Regions from separate parts of the Homo sapiens genome. Here region 2 is linked to region 1. A link is an interaction called in ENCODE POLR2A ChIA-PET data of the cell type or tissue named here. Cell type or tissue: Panc1. All regions are shown on one strand. Each heading gives the region's core, and the rest is flanking DNA. Links, peaks and the distances in the headings are about the cores only. Region 1 overlaps AGA-DT (AGA divergent transcript). Region 2 overlaps LOC105377557 (a long non-coding RNA gene).

Region 1 (2,812 bases), core at 296-2,795:
CATGATTATACTCTAAAACACTGTCGAATTTACAATAAGATCTCCATGGACACAATTACTTTAGTTTTCCGCAGGCTGGCCAGTGAACCAGATCAGTGCCAGCAGAGAAGCATATTGTAACGCTGCTATTGATACGGAAGGAGAGCAGGGAAGTGCTGGGTAGAGGAGGGCATGGTCCCTGGTTAGGGCTCCACCCCCAGGGACCTAGGTGAGGACGGGCACTCCTGCCTTCCTGCCCAAATGTTGCATTTGCCAAGACCACCCTGGCCCACCACGCCTCCATCCTGCACCTATAAAAACTCGAGACCCTAGCGGGCAGACACACAAGCGGCTGGAGGTCGTGAGGAACACATCTGTGGAGGAAGACACAAGTGGCTGGTTGTTGAGAGCACGCCAGCGGAAGAGCACGCGACAGGCACCGGCAGGCCAGGAGGCCATTGACCCGCGAGACAAGGCGGAGTTTGGCCGGGGCAGTTGGAGGAGAGTCCTGGACCACGGAGCGGCCCAACTCCGGGGGAAAACCATCTCCCTTCTGGCTCCCCCATCTGCAGAGAGCTACTTCCACTTGATAAAACTTTGTATTCGGCCGGGCACGGTGGCTCACGCCTGTAATCCCAGCACTTTGGGAGGCCGTGGCGGGCGGATCACTTGAGGTCAGGAGTTTGAGACCAGCCTGGCCAACATGGCGAAACCCCGTCTCTACTAAAAATACAAAAATTAGCCAGGCAGGTGGCATATGCCTGTAAACCCAGCTACAGCTACTCGGGAGGCTAAGGCAGGAGAATCTCTTGAACCCAGGAGGCGGAGGTTGTGGTGAGCCGAGATCGCACCATTGCACTCCAGCCTGGGCGAAAAGAGTGAAACTCCCCTCTCAAAAAAACAAACAAACAAACAAAAAAACCTTTGCATTCAGTCTCCAAGCCCACGTGTAATCCGATTCTTCCCATAGAACAAGGCAAGAACCAGGGATACAGAAAGCCCTCTGTCCTTGCAATAAGTCCTGGGTCTAATTGAGTTGACTAACACAAGCCGCCTATAGACGGCAAACTAAAAGAGCACCCTATAACACACTTTCTGAGCCTTCAGCTGTAAACATTCACCCCTAGACACTGCCGTGGGGTTGGAGCCCCACAGCCCACGCATCTGTATGCTCCCACAGAGTTTTGAGCAGCCGGGCACTCAAGAAGCGAGCCACACCACCATCACATGCCCTGCGAGGGGGACAAGGGAACCGTTGCCGTTTCACTCTAGCAGCACCACACAGCTCTTTTTGGGGAATGAACTTATGGTTGTAACAAAGATAAAAATCACTGCATTAAAAAAAAAAATCCCAAAATACCATGTTAATCAAACATAAAGTACAAAAGGCATTGGAGTAATGTTAGAAACTTGACTGGATTTGCAACTGACAGAGCATCAGAAGGAATGAGAGCACATTTCTCTTTCTTCACTGTTAAGAGACTTCAAACGTACACTACTTTTAGTCCTTTTAAAATCATTCAGAGCCTCAGTCCAGCAAGATTCATTGTAGAGGCATTGGTTCCTTAACAGCTAAGCTCAAAATATGTTGTTGGTAAGAAATGACATTATGGAACACATCGTGTTTAAGTATGCGACCTGTTGAAGAGTGTGTCTTGGTTCTTAATCTTGAGATCCATAGCAAATGTGGATGCTGATATGCAAGATTGAGAGTATATATTAACCCCCTTTTCCTTTTAGTGGCAAGAGATTTAAGATGGAATTTAGATCTCAGAAAATACAACTGGTAACAGGTATATAACCCTGAGAAAGAAACAATCATCCCTTTATTGGAGTGATTCTGTATGTTTTATTTAGTTTTCTTATTGCAACGCTCCTTCCACCACCGTCACAGTGATTTTTGTTGGACATAGCTTGAAATCCTCCATCAGAATTAAAGAAGGAACAAACAAATCCCCCCTCCTGCTATAGAACAAAAGCAAACAAACAAAAAAAACCCTACAACCCTCCTGCTGGTTCCATCCCTCTGTGGGCTTCCTGCAGCTTGGTTCCTGCTGTTCTATCCCTAAGCCGACTGCAGGCAGGGTGACCATCTGCTGCTAGGTCACAGCTGCCTCTTCAAAATTATGCTCTGGTTCCTCTGTCCCATTTTAAATGCCTGAATATTGTTATATGTTGCTTTTATCATCTCCTGAAAAGCTGCCAACACAAGTCTCTATTTGGAATCATTGGTCTTGAATATTCCTTTAAGACATATACATCTCATCTCTTATTTTCTAGACAAGTATCATACAGAGTTCTTTCCTAAAGCAATGGTCCCTTCTCTGATAGAATCCAGACTCTCAAGTAAGTGAGAATTACCAATATATACCACATTAAGTCTCACACTATAGATATTAATTTTTTTGCTAATAAATGTGAATGCTTATATTTGATTTTTAAATTTTATGTTTTCAGTCATTGATAGGACATTTGGGCTTAGTGTTTTTGTGTAACATTAAGAACATGAAGTCACAAATGCAGCTAGAGAAGAGACAAAGCATGGGAATTTTTTTGGGGCGGGTGGCGGGGGGGACGGAGTCTAGCTCTGTCGCCCAGGCTGGAGTGCAGCAGCGCGATCTCGGCTCACTGCAAGCTCTGCCTCCCGCGTTCACGCCATTCTCCTGCCTCAGCCTCCCGAGTAGCTGGGACTACAGGCGCCCGCCACCACACCCGGCTAATTTTTTCTATTTTTTAGTACAGATGGGGTTTCATCGTGTTGGCCAGGATGGTCTTAATCTCCTGACCTCGTGATCCGCCCACCTCGGCCTCCCAAAGTGCTGGGATTACAGGT
Region 2 (2,812 bases), core at 183-2,682, 260 kb before region 1:
GAAGAACACTGAAAGGCTACAGGGTTAGGGTTATGGGAGGGACCTGAATTCTGCAAAGATGTGGGCATATTTAAATAAAAAGCAGTTATTGCTCCCTAGCTTGCTTTTCTATAATTCCTTACTGTTCAGGAGTCATGTAGCTAGATGTCACTAGGTTTGTAACTTCTCCAATTGTTCCTATAGATAACATTACTATAGATTGGTTTTTGAGATATTTTTCAGACTTTTACATTCAGTCAGACCAAGTGATGCCACCTGGACCCATGATTCATACCAAGAAACTGACTCAGCACAAGAAGACAATTTGGATGCTCTGATGATTTCATCCCCAACCAATCAGCAGCACCCATTCCCTAGCCCCTTGCCTACCAAATTATCCTTAAAAACCCTAGGCTCCAAGTTGTTGGTGAGGCAAATATGAGAAACATCTCCCATCCTTCTGCTCAACTGCCTTGCAGTAATTAAACTCTTTCTCTGCTGTAACACTGCTGTCTCAATACATTGGCTTTATCTGCACAGCGGGCAAGAAGAAACCATTGGGGGTGTAACAAGGACAAGATTGCCTAGACTCAAATCTTGGTTGTGTCATTATCTGTATGAATTTAGGCAAGTTACGTATCCCTTCTCAGCCTCAGCTTTCTCATCTGTAAAATGAGAACAATAATAATACTTATCACTTTGGGATGCTGCAAGGATTAAGTGAATCATACTTGAAAAGCACTTAAATATTCATAGTACAAAGTCAGTGCCTCATAAATATTATATATTATTATAAGTATAGAGCTAGGTTATTAATCCATTAGGAACTACTTGCCTTAAAATTAAAATATTTTTAAAAATAAAAAAAATTTAAATATACAGAAATGCTAATATGTTTTTCTCTTCCCCAATTGAGTGTTCACATTTCACACTGCAATCAAGTGCCTTACACAATAAAAAAAATTAAAAATACAATAGAAAATAATATGCCACTGAATATATCAATCTATGAAATAACTAGGAATTAAGCCAATAAAGAAAGCACCACCTTCACAGAGAGACTTATAAAATTAATAAACTTAATCCAATGAGACCTTAATAAAAGAAGACACATTAACATTGTAAAGCTATTAATTTTTTCTTAAACTTACCTATAAATTTAATGTATTTATAATTAAAATCTCAGATGAATTTCAGGAGGAATATGAAACTGATTCTAAATATAACCTGGAAGTTTAAACACTCATAGAAAGCTAATATAATTTTGAAAAGAAAGACTAAAAGTGGGAACTCACTTTCCAAGATATGAAGACATATTATAATACCACCGTAATAAAAATAGTATTGACGTGGGGCAAGAACAGATAGACCAACAAAACTAAAGAGGAAGAACAGACATATATAACTGTGAATTCTGCATATAACGATGGCATCATAGATAAAAGACCTAAATGTAAACATAAAAGTTTTAATCAAAGTTTTTTAGGTTTCCTGCATAAGAAACCATTCCAAAGTCTCAGTGGCTTCCAAAAATAAACTTTTTTTTTTTTTGAGATGGAGTCTTATTTATTTATTTATTTATTTATTTATTTATTTATTTATTTGAGTCAGAGTCTCAAGTCTCACTCTGTTGCCCAGGGTGGAGTGCAGTGGCTCGATCTCGGCTCACTGCAACCTCTGCCTCCTGGGTTCAAGTGATTCTCCTGCCTCAGGCTCCTGAGTAGCTGGAATTACAGGTACCCACCACCACGCCCAGCTAATTTTTGTATTTTTAGTAGAGACAGTGTTTCACCAGATTAGCCAGGCTGGTCTCGAATTCCTGACCTCAAGTGATCCACCCTCCTGGGCTTCCCAAAGTTCTGGGATTACAGGCATGAGCCACCATGCCTGGCCTAAAAATAAACATTTTATTTCTCACTCACAAATTTATGATCAGATAAAAGAACTCACATTCAATTGACTAAGGTAGTCAAATGGCCTGACAACGGTGTGGTGAAGTCTTATCCTCTAGAGAAAGACACATCAATGATAGCATTAATAAAACTGCTGTGAGGAAGCAAGTGAATACTGGAAACAATGATCAATTTAGCATAATAAAACTATAAAGTTTATTAAAACTGTGCATGAGGACATTTTTATGACATTGGTATAACCTTGGATTTGGGGGAAAGAACAAATCACGGTATAAAATGTTGATAAATCTGAATAAATCAAAAGTAAAAATGTATGTTCAGATAGAAAAAAATAGCTAATATATGATGGAGGAGGAAAATAAATTAGCATTATACAAGAGGTTATTTTCTAGAGTACGACAAAAACCCATATGATTCAGTAGCTTATATACTTGAAGAGAGCGGGTATTATTATTACTATTATTTTCTGTATTGATGGCTATTTTAGCTCCAGTGCTACGATAAGTGCCTGGCAATATTGTTACTCCTCACTGTTAAACCTCCTTACTGTGTATCCTGTTTCAGGATTTGCTTCTGATCTATTCCTCTCTAAACCAGATATATTAGTTTCCTATTGCTGCTGTAACAAATTATCACAAATTCAGTGGGTTACAACACAACAGATTTTTTCTCTTACTGTCCTGGAGGTCAAAAACTCAACATCAGCCTCACTGGCCTGGAGTCAAAGAATCAGTAGGGCTAGTTCCCTCTGGAGTCAACGGGGGGAGAATCGGTTTCCTTGCCCTTTCTGGCTTGCCGAGGTCATCAGTGTTCCCTGGACGATGGCCTCTTCACCCTTCTTCAAAGGCATCAGCATAGCATCACCACCCGCCTTCACTAACTCTGCCTCTGTCTTCGGTCAGCTTTTCTGTCTTTGACCC

Evidence for each region. ChIA-PET counts read pairs that join two places held together with the same protein. Peaks named below come from ENCODE experiments on the same cell type or tissue, not always from the same donor. Only the 100,000 strongest peaks of a DNase experiment are listed, where the experiment ranks them.
Region 2: POLR2A ChIA-PET joins it to region 1 with 11 read pairs; 2 of 35 experiments call an interaction of 5 or more read pairs at or near these places.

What each region holds. Positions count from the first base shown.
Region 1 is chr4:177,557,195-177,560,006 of GRCh38, forward strand. All of the region lies in intron 1 of AGA-DT (AGA divergent transcript), which reads left to right. Among named protein-coding and RNA genes, the nearest start is that of AGA-DT, 110 kb to the left of the region's middle. In Panc1, for the core only: no CTCF peak of the experiment used is centred there; no DNase peak of the experiment used is centred there.
Region 2 is chr4:177,297,724-177,300,535 of GRCh38, forward strand. The region is part of intron 1 of LOC105377557 (a long non-coding RNA gene); the gene reads right to left. Among named protein-coding and RNA genes, the nearest start is that of NEIL3, 11 kb to the right of the region's middle. In Panc1, for the core only: no CTCF peak of the experiment used is centred there; no DNase peak of the experiment used is centred there.